Linked DNA regions of Homo sapiens: all the other regions are linked to region 1. A link is a loop called in an ENCODE intact Hi-C map of the cell type or tissue named here. Cell type or tissue: heart left ventricle. All regions are shown on one strand. Links, peaks and the distances in the headings refer to the core of each region. The heading gives the core; the rest is flanking DNA.

Region 1 (6,028 bases), core at 703-5,702:
AGGAGAAATCAATTTTTGATGATATCACTGAATACCAAATCAAAAACCCTAAAATTTTCCGTCCTTTTAAAATTTCCTCTTATATGGGAGCCAAGTAAAACCACTTATTAATTTACCTAGTCTGAGTTGAGTATTCTATTACTCACAACATAAAAAGACTTAACTCTATTGATTAGGGTAAAGCTATTCTGCCATAAGAAGGAAACTCAACAATGATGGAATGGTTTAAAAATCTAAGTTCATTTCTCTCTCATCTAACAGTGGGCAGGTGTTCCAGGTGGACAGGCAGCTCTGCTTCATATCTGCATTTAGAGAACCAGGTTCCTCCCAGATCATTACTCTGAAACCCCTATGATCTTGCTCTTGTCTCCACAGTCAAGGTTGGGTTGTTCTGAGTTCCACCTTGTAGGAAGGGGAAAGAACATGGAGGAGTCTTATGTCCCAGAGCTGAATATGACACACACTTTGCTCACATTCCACTGGCAGGGAATTAGTTCCTTGATCATGTCTAACAGCAAGAGAGACTTGAAAATATGTTAGCAGCCATGTGCCCACATATCTGTTACCACAAAAGAAAACAAGAATGGATTGGGGTTAACTGCCAGCCCCGCAGTCTTAGCCACATTAACCATTATAGAACCCATTTTACATAGGAGAGAAGTTAAGCTAAGAAAACTTGCCTTACATAACCAGTAAGTGACAGAGCAAGGATTTGAACCTCAACTTCAATACTCACTTCCACATGCTCCATAAGGTAGACTTCTATTGCTCCTCCATGTATGTATTTATCCTTCTTCCCAATTCCAGCTCTTGAAATGACCTCATCCACCATTAGCAACATATATGCCATAAGTTACTATCTACTCTGGCAGTTGCCTGGTACCCTGCAAGGATAGCCAGCTTCTGGCTTAACTCCCAACCACAACTTTATTTTCTGCTCTCTAGGGGAGGAGGTGTTGAAGAAAGGATTGAGATGATTATCCCAGTCTGGCACACAGAAAGAGGTCTGTGTAGTAATATCCAGCTAAAAAGGCAGTTACTTGACAACTGCAGGGGAAATCAGGTGGCAAACTGAGGACAGAAGCAGAGAGAAAATGTGTGGCACCTGGAGGAACAGAGAAAATGTAAAGATGAAGATGGAAAGCTACTAACAATCAATAATAAAAGAGGCTGAAATGGAAAATTAAGGACATAGAACAGACTGGGTGAATTTAGGTCATTTCTGATGTAATGTGTCCAGCATTTCTCTTAAACAATTTTTATTTACTAATTTGAATTAGCAGTACATTTCCAAAATGAACAAAGGTTTAAAAGGAAACACTCTCTCCCCTACCCTATGCCCCAGGCACCCATTTCCTCTCACCAAGGTACAAAATATTATCAATTTCTTGGATATCCTCCTGGACATATTTTATGCATAAGAAGCAAATACAGGCATGTCTTGTGTAAGTATTTTTTCTCCCCTCTTTTATTGACCAATTTTCTACACCTTAATTTTTTTCACTTAAAATATCTTGGAGATCTTTCAAGGTGTATATATAAAGATAGTATCCTCCTTTATTAAAGAGTACTCTTTTTTATGGCTATATCATATTTCATTATATGAATATGCATAACTTATTTAAATAATCACTTATTGAGATATCTAGACTGTTTTCAATCTTCCACTATTACAAACAAGGCTGCAATATGCAATCTTGTGAACATCTCATTCTCTATGTATGTGACTAAACCTATAGGATAAATTCCTAGCACTGGCTTTAATAAGTCAAAGCATATAGATGTTCATAAGAATATTTCCAAATAACCCTTCATAAGATAGTACCAATTTATTTTCCCACCAGTCATATATGAGAGCACCTGTCTCTTCACATTCTTGCCAACACAGTGTGTTGTTAATTTTTTGTCATTGCCAATCTAATACATGAAAAATGGATGTCTGTATATGTTTAAACAACATTCGTGTTCCATTTTCTATGGACTTTTTTGCACATTTTTTATTGGGCTATTGGTCTTTTTCTTATGGATTTTTAGGAGTTCTTTACTTACAAAGAAAATTAGCTAGCTTTTGTCTATTAAATGAGTTCCAAATAGTTTCCGTTTTTATAATTGTCTAGTGACTTTTTATGATGGGTTTTGCATTGCAGAAAAGCATTCCTTTTATTCACTCTCTGAAGCATCTCACTAAATTGGGAGATGCTCATAAAATAAGCCAAACTTTCCTAGATTGCAGGAGGCAGCATGAACTGGGGAAAACTTCACTTTTGAGGGTTTCCTCTCCTGTTTGATCCCACCCTTAATTACTCCCTGGTAATGATATTGTCACAGAACTCAGCCCACTGAATAAATTAATATCACTAACCATGACTTCCAGCAGTAACAGAGTGCAAAGGAAGCCAAGTTTCCTGCCCTTTGGCTTCCCAGCTAAGTCAGAGAGGAAAATAATGTTCTGAAAATCCCCAGAGAATGTTGTTGACACATCAGCTTTCATTTTTCCTGCACCTACTTCCTCCATAAAATTCAATTATAAAAGTCCTTCCTAGGTAGTCATTCAATGAATGGCACTGGGCTGAAGAAGAATAGACCTGTGGGTGGGTTACTAAATGGATGGGAAGAGAAAATAAAGAAAAGGAGTAAATGAATAACAGGAGAAATCACACTGCAAGTAAGGGGCATTTCACAACAGGAATGAAATTGCTTCTGCCACAAGCAGGCAAACAAATTTCTTCACACAAGGAAGGAGGGAGCATATTTCAGAAGGCCAAACATAAGTCTTGGCAGTGAATTTCAGGACCCCAGGGATTGTGACAATAGGAGGGAGGAGTGATGCCCCTTTTTGAAGGTCTAGGAAGATAGGTAGACAGCAATTCTCTAAAATCACCAAGAAAATTCTCTAAGGCAGCTTTGGAGAAGATGCTGGTTTCTTCTGCATTTTTCAGCCTGATCCATGGCATCCCCAACCTTCAGCCTCAGCTGAAAGCATCCCCAACCTTCAGCCTCAGCTGCTCAGCATCTGAGCGAATTCTGACTCTGCCTTAGTGGACATTGAAAGCCCTTTCCCATCCTATGGCAAGTGAGTAGTCTAGACCTCTGGAATTATACTCCTGCCTCTCTCTGCATTTCCCCTTCTCTCATGCATCCCTTTCCCTCCATCCCACAGTACTGTGATCTGCAGCACCCGGCAGGGCAGCCCTTCCCAACCCTGGGCTTCTGCCTGACTTCCTGACTCTCACTCAGCCGCCTGCTCTTGCTGGAGCCTTGCCCTGAACTTCAGCCTCCTTGGCAAGGGCCCTGACAGCCCAGCTGGCCCACAGCCACCATCCTGTTCCTCTCAGCAAGCAGCCAGAGTCCTGTTTCAACACGGATAGTCCTCCCCACCCCGCTTCCTCTGCTGTCCCCCTCTTCCTGACCAACTGAACATTTCCATTATCCAGCGTTCAGCTTTTCCCCTGCTGCATTCCCCTCCCTCCACTAGGTGGGAACCCATGGATATCTACACTGGCTACATCAAGCCCAGATTCCCCACACATACACACCAGTTTGACCAGCCTTAAACCAATATGTACCTTTATTTAACTTATGTAATAAGAAGTCCAGAGATAGGAAGATTCCAGGGTTGGTTAATTTCATGGCTCTCAAGTGTCATTAAGGACCTAGAGTCTTTCACCTTTCTGCTCCGCCATCCCCACCACAATGCCTACTCTTTTCACAAGTTGAGTTCTGCAGCTCTCAGTGACCATGGTGGGCTGAAGTTGGTTCCCAGAGGCTCCTGAGAGCCAATTGCTAAATATTTAGGAGTTTTGCCAGTCAGTTGTAGAGCTTGAAATTGGCCATAATGGGAGAATTTACACCACAGAAATGGAAACAGACAAATGCTACAAATCAGGGCTTTTCATTTTTTGGCGAGGGTGTTAGCAGCGGATTAATGCTGCATCACATCTTCATACGATAACATTTAGAAACAAAAAGGGTCTATTTCTCAAATATATCTTTTTTTTTTAAGAGCAGAGAAACTTTTTCTGAAAACCTCATAGAAAATCCACCACCCCCACTCTCACCCTCCCAACTTCCTTGGCCTGATTATGTCACATGCCCACGTTTTAACCAAAGATTGACAAATGAACAGGATGACAACAATTTCCCTAAAGTATGGGCACCTGATACCTGAAAATCAGGGTTTTCTTAGCTGGAAATAGGGTAGGAGGTAGTGTTTGTGTGAGGAATCCACAGGATTTGTCTCATGCACATACACACATTCTGCCACATGATTGAGAGCTTCTCTCTCTGCCCTGGCCCACCGTGGAGGTTTCAGCAGGTTTACAGGGCAAAAAGGATTAAATGTTAGCCAGGAAGAGAATTATGTTAATTCTGTTTTTTAGTTTGTCTGTTTGTTTTTAGAGATGGAGTCTCACAGTGTTTTGCAGGCTGGACTTGAACTACTGGATTCAAACAGTCCTCCTGTCTCAGCCTCCTGAGTAGCTGGGACTAAAGGCACGTGCCACCATGCCCAGCCACATTAATTTTTTTTTTTTTTTTTTTTTTGAGACGGAGTCTCACCCTGTCGCCAGGCTGGAGTGCAGTGGCACGATCTCGGCTCACTGCAACCTCCTCCTCTCAGGTTCAAGCGATTATTCTGCCTCAGCTTCATGAGTAGCTGGGACTACCGGCACACACCACCATGCTCGGCTAATTTTTGTATTTTTAGTAGAAACCAGGTTTCACCATGTTGGCCAGGATGGTCTCAATCTCTTGACCTCGTGATCCGCCCACCTTGGCCTCCCAAAGTGCTGGCATTACAGGCGTGAGCCACGGCGCCCAGCCTGCCTCATTAATTTTTATGTGTTGACATACTATTTCAAGTAAGTTAAATAAATACAAGACTAGATCTCATTAAGCAGTTTACTCAAAATTAATTTTTCTCTATTCAGGCTTAATCTAATCCTGATTTTCTCTCTGGCTGGAGTAGACTGTAAAGTTGGAATGCACCTGAATCTTTTTTGGGAGCCAGTTTCTTCAACGGCTTGTCTGAAATTGCAAAACTTTCAAGGGTATTGTGAGGTATCAGACTCTATGCCATCTGTCTTCAATGGCTCCAAGGAAGGGACCCCAAAACTGCTCTTTGATAATTCCAAGAAAGTGTCCAAATTGCACTTCTCTGCATCCCATTCACCTTTTTGAGCCTTTTCCCTTCCTTTAATGAAAAAAGAAATAGAAACCTTCTGACCACACATGCCTATGTTTGTGCACAATGAGACTGGCTCACATCGATTTTAAAACGGCCGGGCACAGTGGCTCACACTTGTAATCCCAACGCTTTGGGAGGCCAAGGCTGGAGGATACTTGAGCCCAGGAGTCTGAGACCAGCCTGAATAACATAGCGAGACCCCATCTCTACAAAAAATAAATTAGCGTGAGCCGAGATCGCGCCACTGCACTCCAGCCTGGGCGACAGAGCGAGACTCCGTCTCAAAAAAAAAAAAAAATAAAAAAAAATAAATTAGCACACCTGTAATCCCAGCACTTTGGGAGGACAAGGTGGGTGGATCACTTGAGGTTAGAAGTTTGAGACCAGCCTGGCCAACATGGTGAAACCCCATTTCTACTAAAAATACAAAAATTAGCCAGGCGTGGTGGCAAGCACCTGTAATCCCAGCTACTCAGGAGGCTGAGGCAGGAGAATCGCTTGAACTCAGGAGGCAGAGCTTGCAGTGAGCCAAGATAGCCCCACTGCACTCCAGCCTGGGCAACAGAATGAGACTCCATCTAAAAAAAAAAAAAAAATTTAGCCAGGCATAGTGTCACACACCTGTAGTCCCAGCTATTCGGGGGGCTAAGGCAAGAGGCTCGCTTGAGCCGAGGAGTTCCAGGCTGCAGTGAGCTATGACTGCACCACTGCACTCCAGCCTGGGTGACAGAGTGAGACCCTGTCTCTAATAATTATAATAATAATAAAACTTTTACATGAGCCCCTGTAGGGTATAAAAAGAATTACAAAGCCCAGTCCTTCCCTTCCAAGAGCTGACAATCT
Region 2 (6,028 bases), core at 408-5,407, 130 kb after region 1:
ATTTTATCAAATGTGCTTTCAGCACCTACTGAGATGATCATATGGTGATCAGGAAGGTAGAAATAACAGGGAGACAGAAAATTCTTGGCAAAGAATTTGTGGCCAAATCCTCTAAAGCAACTGTAACAAAAACAAAAATTGACAAGTGGGACCTAATTAAACTAAAGAGCTTCTGCACAGCAAAAGAAACTATCAACAGAGTAACAGACACCCTACAGAATAGGAGAAAATATTCACACACAATGCATCTGACAAAGGTTTACTATCCAGAATCTATAAAGAATGTAATTCAACAAGCAAAAAACAAATAACTCCATTAAAAAGTAGGCACGTGACATGAACGGGCACTTCTCAAAAGAAGACATAAAAGGGACCAACAAACATGAAATAATGTTCAACATTAGTAGAATCAGAGAAATGTAAACCAAAACCACAGTGAAATACCACCTCACTCCAGTCAGAATGGTTATTATTAAAACGTCAAAAAATAACAGATGCTGGCAACACTGCAGAGGAAAGGGAACACTTTAATAACAATACCCCCATCAGCTTGGGCAACAAAGCGAAGACCACGTTCGTGGGGACATAAATTAGTTCAACCACTGTGGAAAGCAGTTTTGAGATTTCTCAAAGAACTTAAAACTGAACTACGATTCGACCCAGCAATCTCACTACTTGGTATGTAACCAAAAGAAAAGAAATTGTTCTGCCAAAAAAACACATGCACTCATATGTTCATTGCAGAACTATTCACAATGGCAAAACATGGAATTAACCTAGATGCCCATTAACAGAGGATTGGATAAAGACAATGTGGTACATATGCACCATGGAATACCTTGCAGCCATGAAAAAAGAATTAAATCATGTCCTTTAACATGAATTCAACTGGAGGCCATTATCTTAAGAGAATTAATGCAGGAACAGAAAACCAGATATTGCACATTCTTTCTCACTTATAAGCAGGAGCTAAGCATTAGGTATGGACGTAAAGATGAGAAAAATAAACACTGGAGACTACCAGTGGGGGAGAGAGGAAGAGGGACAAGGACTGAAAACTCCCTGTTGGGTACTATGCTTACCGCCGGGGTGATGGGGTCATTCACACATTCATACTCCAAACCTCAGTGTCACAAAACATATCCATGTAACAAACCTACACATCTACCCCCGAATCTGAAATAAAAGTTGAAATTAGTTTTAAAAATAGCATTTACAAAATACCTTAAAAAATAAATAAAATAACTTGTGCTTTTCTGGGTAGACCACCGGTCTTTAGGTATGTCAATTTACCTTTCTGGGATTTCGTCCAATGTCGAAAAATAAAGAAATTGGACTAAGTAAAAAGCAAGAATATCCCCACATTTTCAACACCAAAGTATGACATTAAACCATTATTGGTTTTTTAAAGTTTCCTTTTCTATTCCTATTCCTAATTTTCTAAGACAGAGAGAGAGAGAGAGTGTGTGCGCATGTGTGTGTATGTGTGTGTGTGGTGAATGTGTGAATGAGTTTTCAATTTTATCAAATGTGGTTTTAGCACCTACTGAGATGATCATATGGTGAACAGAAAGGCAGGAATAACAGGGAAACCTTTCACTGTATACCTTTTGTAGCTGTTAAATTTTGTACCAGGATTTTTATTTCTAGTAATAGCGCAGGCTAGGTAATTGGAATAACCCTCCAGCTGAAAATACAAAATAAAATATTAGTAAAACCTTAAAAGCATCAAAGGGGTGTCAAGAAGGAATTATTAAGTCAAAATCTTAGTGAACATGGGAACCCAGAAGGGAACCAGACACTGAGGGCATTTGCCAAACCTGTCCAATCTCAGCCTTGATTTCCATGGTCTCAGGACATGTGGGAGAATAGAAGACAAAGCCCATAACTGCTTGGGGAACCTAATAGGATACTCAGATCCCAGAGGACTGGTATAAGGATGAACCCTTGGTGGAAGGATGAATCAAAAATAAACTCTACAGCCCTTGCCCTAGGGGACTATAAGTAAAGACACTTAAGAGAGTAAAGGAGAAGTTCCCTAATAAGTGGCAATGCCATGCTAGCCCTCATGAGGATTTATAGTCCAAATTAATATAAACTGAATGATCCAGGAAAAAGTCAAGAACTGGTACTGTTTCCAGGCATACAGCCAAAGCAAATCCCCCACTGGAAGAACTTACATCATCCAGGGACTCAAAGAATGCTCACAAATAATTTTCCAAAGAAAATACTCACAGTCATTAAAGAGACAAAGTACTACAGCAATAAGCAACAAAAATAACAGAAAGTAGAAAGAGGACTGAAAAAAAATCTGATACTAGAATGATCAGACACAGATTACAAAGCAACTATGATCGTTCAATAGCCAAGCTTGAAAATAAATGCAGATAATAAGAAACTGCAAAACGATGAAGCAGTTTTTTGTAAAGAATCAAATAGGACCACAATAACTGACAATTATATTTATTACAATTACAAACTAAATGAATGGTTTTAATGGCATATTAGGCATAGCTGGAGAAAAAAGAAATATTGAAATGGAGGATAGGCCAGAAGAACTTGTCTGGAAGGAAGCACAGAGAGGCAAAGAGATGTAAAACATAAAAGAAACGTTAAAAGGCATGGAGGACAGATTGAGAAAGAAGCATGCCTCTAATTAGAGTTCCAGAAAGAAAAAAGCATGAGAATGCGACAATATTTGAAGAGATAATAGAAAAAAGTTTTCCCAAATGATGAAGGTTACCAATCACAAATTAAAGAAGTCCAGTGAATCTCAATCAAAATGAATTTGAGGCCCTGCACGGTGGCTCATGACTGTAATCCCAGCACTTTGGGAGGCCCAGGCAGGAGGATCCCTTGAAGTCAGGCGTTCAAGACCAGCCTGGCCAACATGGTGAAATCCCATCTCTACTGAAAATACAAAAATTAGCCAGGCGTAATGGCGCACGCCTGTAATTCCAGCTACTCAAGAGGTTGGGGCAGGAGAATCGCTTGAACTTGGGAGGTGGAGTTTGAGATTATGCCATTGCACTTTGAGACTCGATCTCAAAAAAAAAAAAAAAAGACGAATTTGAGCTTTGTGAATGTGTTACTTAGTTGAAATTTTTAAATTTTTAAATAGCTTTTTAAAAAATAACCCAGATTGGGGAGAGGGAGGCAGGAGATGGTCTAAAAAGAAGGTTGCATATTATATTAGTTGCTTTGATTAAATTTGCCTTTGTTAACTTAGCAGAAAATACACTAAAAATGTAAAAAAAATAATCATATTGCTCATTTAATATTTCCACATACAAAAATTGCTTATCCAAACTTCTCTAAAGTCTACAAATTAATCATTATTGAAGCACAGATTATGCAATGTTCTCACGTAAAAAAAAAGAAATGTTGGCTAATGAAAACTAGTAGCTAGGTACTTTTTTAGCCAGAATTTTATTTCAACCACAGAAACATGACTTGAAGCAGAAATCTGAACTAAAGTAAACCCTGAATCAAAAATCCAAAAAGAACTATACTCATCTGCCAGATATACAAAGGGAACCAAATCCAAATATGGTAATACTTTTTTACAGAACTAAAATTCTCTCAGAAAATCACTTGTTTGTGTCTGATTTTTTTTCTAAGAAATTACTTTTTTCAATACTTCTAGAAAAATATTACCTAACAAGGGAGTGTGTACTTAAGAAGAACAGTTGGACAATAAATAAAATGGCTAACCTACTCTCTTCCCCAGAAACTTACCCAACCCAGTCTGAGCAACAAGCTGAAAAGCAGGGTTCTGAGAACCAGGTATTAAGGGGAGTTCCCAGAGGAGCTTGGGAAACACAGAAAATAAGAGGCTGCAAGCCTGTTCTGAGGTGGAAAAGGATCTAAAAACTGGTAAAGGAATGAAAACCTTAATTTTTTTTTCTGTCTTTTTTTTTTCTTTCCCCCCCCTCACGATCATTTCTCCTTTTCCTTCTCTCTTGTTCAGATCACCTCTGGGTTCACATTTCTTTTGCCTTTTATTTGCATGTTTTTATCTTCTGTGTCTCTGCTCTTCTACCTCTGATTTGTCTTGTCTTGTCCCTTTTATCCCCTTTCCTTTATCTTCTCTTTTTCTACTTCTTTTTCCTTTCTCTGGTCTTTGTTATTTTCTTTTTCAGTCTTTACCTTTTCTCCATCTTTTCTTTGCAATTATCTGATCTCGTGCCCCACCAAAAGCAAAAGATGTTTATAATCTTATGAAGCAGATTTGACAATACTTATGTATATGCTTTATCTAATGTGATGATATGCAATGTTCATAATATTTCGAAGCAGAGGATGTTATTCATACACTGATCAGGACTTTTTGTGAAATGCTATTTCTATTTTCCACCATGTTCACCTCATAATTTGCAAAGCACTTTTTAGTGAACATCAGTAACAAATTCAAAATTCATAAGAGTGGTAGAATTCAAGTTAACCTTCATATTTCTTACTATGGTAGTCAGCCTCTGAGATAATACCCAGTGACCCTTACCTCCTTGTATTTATGCCCTCATGTAGTTCCTTCTTATATTGGATCAAGTCTGGTTTGTGTGACTAGCAGAACATCACGGAAGTGATGATGTAACTTCCAAGGTTAGATAATAAAAAACATTACAACTTCCACATTGCTTCCTTGGTCGCTTGCTCTGGGGGAAGTCTTTCTTTTTTTTTTTTTTTTTTTGAGACGGAGTCTCGCTCTGTTGCCCAGGCTGGAGTGCAGTGGCACAATCTCGGTTCACTGTAAGCTCTGCCTCCCGGGTTCACGCCATTCTCTGGCCTCAGCCTCCCGAGTGGGTGGGACTACAGGCTTGAGACACCGCGCCCAGTGCTCTGGGGAAGTCTTACAACCACCGTGTTGTAAAGACACTCCAGCAGTCTTATGGAGAGGTTCATATGATGAAGAACTGAGGTCTCTTGTCAACAACCAGCACTAATTTGCCACCTATGTGAGTGCATCATCTTGGAAGCAGATCCCTCAGCCCCAGTCAAGCCTTCAGATGACTGCAGCAGGGGTCAACATTTTGACTGGAGTCTTATGAAATATGCCTCAGGCCAAAACTATCCAGCTAAGCTGCTCCCTGATTCCTTATAGAAATAATAAATTATCTTTATTTATCTATAATAATATAATTGTTTATTATTGTTACTAATAGTAAATGCTCATTATTTTCAGCCACAAAATTTTGCAATAATTTGTTATGTAGAAATAACTAACATACTTATTGTTTTGTTTTGTTGAGATGGACTCTGCACTTTGAGGCTGGAGTGCAGTGGTGCTATTTTGGCTCACTGCAACTTCTGCCTCCCAGGTTCAAGAGATTCTCCTATCTCAGCCTACTGAGTAGCTGGGATTACAGCCAGATGCCGCCATGCCTGGCTAATTTTTTGTATTTTGGTAGAGATGAGGTTTCACCGTATTGCCCAGGTTGGTCTTGAAATCCAGAGCTCAGGCAATCCACCTGCCTCGGCCTCCCAAAGTGCAAGGATTACAGACGTGAGCCACCGCATCTTGCCTACTGTTATTTTTTGAAGAAAAAAAAATTTGTGTATAAGTAAACATCTGAAAATACTTTTTCCTTTATTCCACCCATAATAAATATGCACACACCAATTCCAGAAATGAAATTTTAAAATAATTTTGTAACTTTCTTTTATGCACTCAGTTTCATTCAGCAGTACAAGAGTACTAACAAAAGTACTTTTTTAATTAATTTTTCTCATATGAGAATGGAGAAAATAATATACCTAGAAGAAAATTAATAATTTTATATCTAACAAGTCTAGTTTTGTTATAAAACAAGGCCTCTTGACAACATATAACAGACAAGCGACCAGGCACGGTGGCTCACACCTGTAATCCCAGCATTTTAGGAGGCCAAGGCAGGCAGATCACATGAGGCCAGGAGCTTGAGACCAGCCTGGCCAACATGGCGAAAACTCATCTCTACTAAAATTAAAAAACTTAGCCGGGCATGGTGGCTCACACCTGTAATCCCAGCACTTTGGGAGGCTGAGGTGG
Region 3 (6,028 bases), core at 725-5,724, 49 kb after region 1:
CATGGTCAAATCCATCAGTGTTTTAAAACATTCTAAAAAACCCAACAGCACCATCTGTAAGGACTGCATCATTTGCGAAATTTCTTGCTAAATCAGCTGGCCAAATGCAAAGCCAATTGCTTTGGCTTCCGTACAACACCATGCTGCAGCCAGGAAGTATTTTAAGTGGATAATGAGTAGTCTCTTCTCTCAATGAATACGTTCAAATAACATCGACTGCCTGTAATATGCAAAGTTCCTAGTCAAGGCTGCCTTAGGAATTCCTGCCCCTTAACTTAACGCTTTAATCTTTATCAGGGAAAATATCCCTCTTCTCTAGTGATGTTTAAGAAATCAATTCCCTGGCAATGGCCCAATACACTTTCCAGCTCATACACAGACATGTAAAACTGCACACACAGAGAAACACCCAAATGCACACCATTCGTACTAGTTCTGAGATATGCAAGGCTTACACCCTGCATCCAAGAATGGCTGCCAAGTTTTTCCTTTATTTAGTTATAATACCTCCTCTAAAATTATTTGGGGACCCAAAATGGCCTTTTTGTGTGAGGAAACACACATAAGAAATACCTCTCTGCCTTTTTCCCTTGAAAAATATAGTTATCTATGGAAAATCTGTGTGCTCTCTCTCTTTGTCTCTCAGATAAAAGTGGCAAAGCAGATGGAAGCTCCTTCTGTGAAGAAATCAAATTCTATACTCCTTATATCCAACCTCCATTACTCTATTTTTGTCATTTAAGTTATATAGTAGATATGTAATAAATGCTTCATTATTTCACTTATTAAGTTGGCTTCTCCCTCAAGGTACTTTAGAACTTTGGTACCCAACAGCAGCTCTGGGATCATGAGCTTATCAGAAATGCAGACACTCTGGTCCCATCCTAGCCCCCCCTCGAATCAGAATCTGCATTTTAACAAGATTTCTAGGAGATGTGTAAGCACATTAAGGTTTGAGAAGCACTGTTTTGGGACACACCTTGATTCTCTTTTTTTTTTTTTTTTTTTTAGTTTTGGTTTCTTTTTTTAGACTTAGGGAATACAAGTACAGTTTTGTTACATGGATATATTGTGTAGTGGTGAAGTCTGGGCTCTTTGTGTACCCATCACCCAAATACTGTACATTGCACCCAACAGGTAATTTCTCATCCCTCATCCCCACTCCCACCCCACCCTCTTATCTTTTGGAGTTTCCAATATCTATTATTCCACTCTGTATGTTCATTACACCTTGATTTTTACACTGTTACTGTTAGTCTAGTAAGTTCTCTCACTCCGCAAAGATCATGTCTTGCCATGGGGGACACTTTTCTAGAGGATAGTAATTATGAGCTGATGCTTTTGGGCACTAACCATGTGCCAGGAGTGGAGAGGGCACATAGTTAACATGAGAAAGATTTACTCAGTTAGTAAAAGGTGGAGGCAAGTTGGAACTCAATCTGGCATCTGGGTCCATGTTTTCCAGGTGCTGCTTCCCTTATTGGGCCCCTGCAGGGTGCAGAACGGTCCTACTTTCTGCAAGGTGTTTGACGTCCCTGTCTACCACACACTATAACTGCATGATACCTTCAGAATCCTGACAACCTAAGGACTGCCCCCACATTTCCAGACACCCATGTGAGTGGTGCTGATCACACTAAGAACCACAGTGTCTTGTGTTCATGCAGTAATTTTGAGAAATTAGTTTCCTGTGATTTGTTTCTTTCTTCCAGTGTTTAACCAAATAATAAAAATCCTTTAACGTTTTACATGTTATTTTTCACTTCAATAGAAGGCTATCACTATTGAGGGCCTGCTCTATGCAGACTAAAAGATAAGTAAGCTCCTTGCCTCTAGCCACTGACAATCTGGTTAGAGAAATAAGGCCTTAGTAGATGCAATAGCTAAGAAACAATTCAAGACACTATAAGATTAAGTCCAGAAATGACCAGAAAGACCTAGATTTATATTCTGGCTTTGTGCCACTTACTAGTGTGAGCCCAGTGACATTCTGTAAGCCTCTCTTTCCCTACCTGTAAAACGGGGGTATCATTAAACAATGCACATAAATTGCCACCACAGTATGTAAAGCATGAGATATACTTAATAAATGTTAGCCATATCCACCAATCACCACCCTCTCTGAATCAGGAAGAAATAGGACAAAAATGGGATACAGAGAGGATGTGCGTAAGAGAATAGACAGCATTCTGGGCAGGAGGCACAGCCAAGCAAAAGCGTGGTGTCAGGAATGTGCATGCCTGCGGCAGAAACTTACAGACTCTCAGACTGGATGAAGTGAAGGGTTCCAGTCAAGGAGTTATGAGAAGTGAACACATTAAAGTAAAGATAAGTTTACATTTGTTATGTGGACATGGAATCTCCTGGGGATTTTTGAATTTCTTCAGTATCACGACTTTCAAATACAGAAGAAATGCAAACCTACACAAAAGAAAATGAAGGAGTCTTCTAGCCATTCCCCCAGGGCTTCCCACACCAATGAGCGCGGATGCATCTATTACCAATCAATGTCTTTAAGAAGCCTGAAGAAATAAATGCATGGCACTGCTGTGGGACATATTTTTAATTCTTCTTTAAGTTCAAACCTGCCATCTAATTTATTTTCACTTTCAGTAAATGCCTTTTAAGCTTCTCAGACTTGAGCTAAGTCACATAGCTGATAAATAAATAGGATAAACCTACAGGAATATACTTGGTTCTTCAATCTTATGAAGTCTGAAAAATTGTATAAAGTCGACAACTTCAGCACTAATGGACCTAAAATGGCCAAGAAGCTATTGCTACTACTGTGTTACAATCGCTTTTGCTGGAGCATTCTTGTTTCTGCTGCTCATTAGGAAAAGTACTATCACACCCAGCAGAAAAGAATAATTGGCAAATCAACTAATTAAGGCAATATCGACACTCCTCTTGTCACCCAGTCACTTCTTTGTTGTAAATAAGCTTACTTGCTTACATTAAAGTCATTAGCTCTTCATATGTAAATAATAATGCACTTGAATTTAAACTGATTAGATATCTGAAAACAAACTTCAGTCCACTCTAATCTGGCCAGGATAGGGAAAACAAAGAGCATTATTGTCTTACTTAACCTGGTAAATTCAACACAACTGTATGAAGCTTCCGAATTCATTAATATCCAAATTCACCTTCCCTCCTGGACATTAGCCGGAATTCTATCTTTAGTTGTAAGACACACTATACTAAACAAATACTATAGTAATTAAAGAAACCACCCATTTCCTTCCCCCTAAGTTCCAGGAAGCCATGTTATTTCTGCAAACCAATTTCTATTTGCTGACTATTCTCCAGGGCTTTTAAAAGCAAATAAAATGTACCGGAAACTGTTTTCCAAATGACAACAAAGAATACATCTCCTACTCTCTCTTCTCCCCCAACAGGAAAAAACAAACAAACAAAAAAAGTGTGTGTTTGTGTGAATTTAAGGCATATACATTTAGGGTCTTGTTAAATCCTGAAAGATTGAAAGCCCCACAGTGTCCTGAAAGGAAATGTTTGAAGAAACTTCTCAAGTCTCTAAAGTTAGCTGGATCCTTTGCGACACTCACCTCTCATTTTGGCTCCTATAATTACCCCCTTTAACTTAATGCTGTTTATTTTTATATCTCTTCCCATCTTTCCTCATACCACTTTGTTTACAGCTGGTTAAAAAAAAAAGTTTATATTCACATATGTTCAATTCTGTCTTCATTTTCACTTCTCAGTTTCCCCTGCCCCATTTACCCTAGTGGGTTTGTTTGTTGGTTTTTTGTTTTAACTTCTTTATCATTGTCATTCTTCAGTCTAAACAGGATGAATTATTGATATAATCCCCAGCAAACAACTTCTTAACCACTTCCCACTCCTGAACCTTTAGTTTTTATTAAAGCACAAAGATTTATGTCAACCAAGAGTCCCATATAGTTCATTTCATCATGGGAGGAAGGGGGTTGGGAGAGGGGAGGAAATGAGACTTATTTTCATCCTGTTTGGATCCAAGACAAAGATCTTATGTCATCCAAAAGGGAGCCAAGACAAGACAGAGCCCCATGGTAATTGCCCACACTCTAACCTTTCTTGTCTCCCTTCTTGTCCCTCACAAATACCTCCCAGCAGGCCAGATTATTTTGTTAGAGAAGCTCCAAGCTGCCTACAACCCTGTAACAGGATAAAAGCTCTAGCAAGGTTTATGCAATGGACACTTATTTCCCTCACATCTCCCCTTCCTGCTCCTCAGATGATACCCTTCACTTCCTGTCCAGGTCAGGTTCCTGTACCGGAGGGCCACCCCAGGGTGCACTTCCTGCCTTCTAGCTGGTTTCATTGTCTGTGCCCTTAAAGCCCAGTCTTCCCCACGGGCTCCTGTGCTTTTCCACCCATCACATCATTCTGTTTACCTCTTGTTTGCTTTTTACTCCTTCCAAACTATCTCCTAGACCTGGAGTTCTCTCCCAGCTCTTTGCCTACATACCAATCTCAGCCTTTCTTAAAACCACGTTTCTCCCAGCAGTCACTCAGTAACTGCAGCCAATCAGGATTTTTGATATCCTGTCAACTTTGATTTGTTCTACCAACTTCATGGTGAAAATAACCACCACCTGCCGCATGATTCAGTCTTTTAAAGGCCTAGAACCACACACTTAACTAGGAATATTTGATATCTGAATTATGCTGTTTATCAAACCAAAGCCATGCTTTTGCTTTTGTGGGAGTTTTGTTTGTTTTACACTAAGCAAGACTATACCTACTGGCTACCTCCTCTGACCCCCTAGGTTAGATTACTTCCTACAGTTATTCTTTTACTCATAATCCACTTTACCTTTTGTTGTTGTATTTACGTATTTTGTTAGTGTACTGTGTGTAATAAATAGTTTGTCTAATTTTCAGTTTAGATAAGTTTTTCCCCCACCAACCTATAAATGTGTGAACTTATGAAGGGTTGGGGGAGCCAGGTGTTTCCTTGTCAAGCTGCCTCCCTTTCTGTCTCTTCCGCCTTCATTACTGTTCTGTTGCCAGCACAAACACAGGCCTGGCACATATGAGTTGATCAATAAATATATATTAAATGATGTGTATTCTCACACTATTTAAAAACTGGATAAATAATAAACACACGTGTACATACATACTGAATGAATGATACCACCACCCTTCCCCCACCCCCAGTCTTCTCCTTTCAGCACCACATCTGGTCCTCACCTCCAAGCATGGCAGCAGGCTGACCCTGCTAGGACTAGAGAAGCATATGCCGTACCCCTTGTTGAGCACATGGATACCTTTGAGGTCCTTCCTGAAACAGTGTTCAGGGTACAATTACGGTGGTAAGCCTGCCTTTAGCTGAAACAATGCATCTTTCTTTAATATTCTTCATTTTTTAAAAAAACCCATTTATAGAAAAAACAGTTTCTTCAATAAATGGTGCTGGGAAACTGGATATCCATATGCAGAAGAATGAAACCCAGACCCCTATGTCACCATATACAAAAATCAAATCAAAATGGATTAGAGACTTAAATCTGAGACCTCAAGCTATGAAACTACTACAAGAAAACATCTGGGAAACTCTCCAGGACATTAATCTGGGCAACAATTTCTTGAGTAATACCTCACAAGCATAGGCGACCAAAGTGAAAATGGACAAATGGGATCACATCGAGTTAAAAAGCTTCTGCACAGCAAAGGAAACAATCAACAAAGTGAAGAGACAACACAGAGAATGGGAGAAAATATCTGCAAACTACCCGTCTGACAAGGGATTAATAACCAGAATACGTAAGGAGTTAAACAACTCTATGGGAAAATACCTAACACTCTGATTTTAAAATGGGCAAAAGGTTTGAATAGACATTTCTCAAAAGAAGACATACAAATGACAAACAGGTATAAGAAAAGTACTCAAAATAATTGATCTTCAGAGAAATGCAAATCAAAACTACAATGAGGTCAGGCGTGGTGGCTCACACCCATAATCCCAGCACTTTGGGAGGCTGAGGTGGGCAGATCACTTGAGGTCAGGAATTTGAAACCA

The links. Hi-C counts contacts between places; a loop is a spot of excess contacts. Peaks named below come from ENCODE experiments on the same cell type or tissue, not always from the same donor. Only the 100,000 strongest peaks of a DNase experiment are listed, where the experiment ranks them.
Region 2: a loop joins it to region 1, with 2.3 times the contacts of the local background. A loop is called at or near these places in 2 of 110 quality-filtered maps.
Region 3: it touches region 1 in a loop (2.0-fold over the local background); 12 of 110 quality-filtered maps call a loop at or near these places.

The regions. Positions count from the first base shown.
Region 1 is chr12:68,402,997-68,409,024 of GRCh38, forward strand. No RefSeq gene overlaps it. Among named protein-coding and RNA genes, the nearest start is that of LINC02384, 45 kb to the right of the region's middle. RefSeq lists an enhancer at 1-231. In heart left ventricle, for the core only: a CTCF peak has its summit at 3,462 (motif pointing right); a DNase peak (open chromatin) is centred at 3,285; H3K4me3 peaks cover 280 bases; H3K27ac peaks cover 1,511 bases.
Region 2 is chr12:68,528,993-68,535,020 of GRCh38, forward strand. No RefSeq gene overlaps it. Among named protein-coding and RNA genes, the nearest start is that of RAP1B, 79 kb to the right of the region's middle. In heart left ventricle, for the core only: no CTCF peak of the experiment used is centred there; no DNase peak of the experiment used is centred there; H3K27ac peaks cover 1,845 bases.
Region 3 is chr12:68,451,876-68,457,903 of GRCh38, forward strand. No RefSeq gene overlaps it. Among named protein-coding and RNA genes, the nearest start is that of LINC02384, 3.4 kb to the left of the region's middle. In heart left ventricle, for the core only: no CTCF peak of the experiment used is centred there; no DNase peak of the experiment used is centred there; H3K27ac peaks cover 1,462 bases.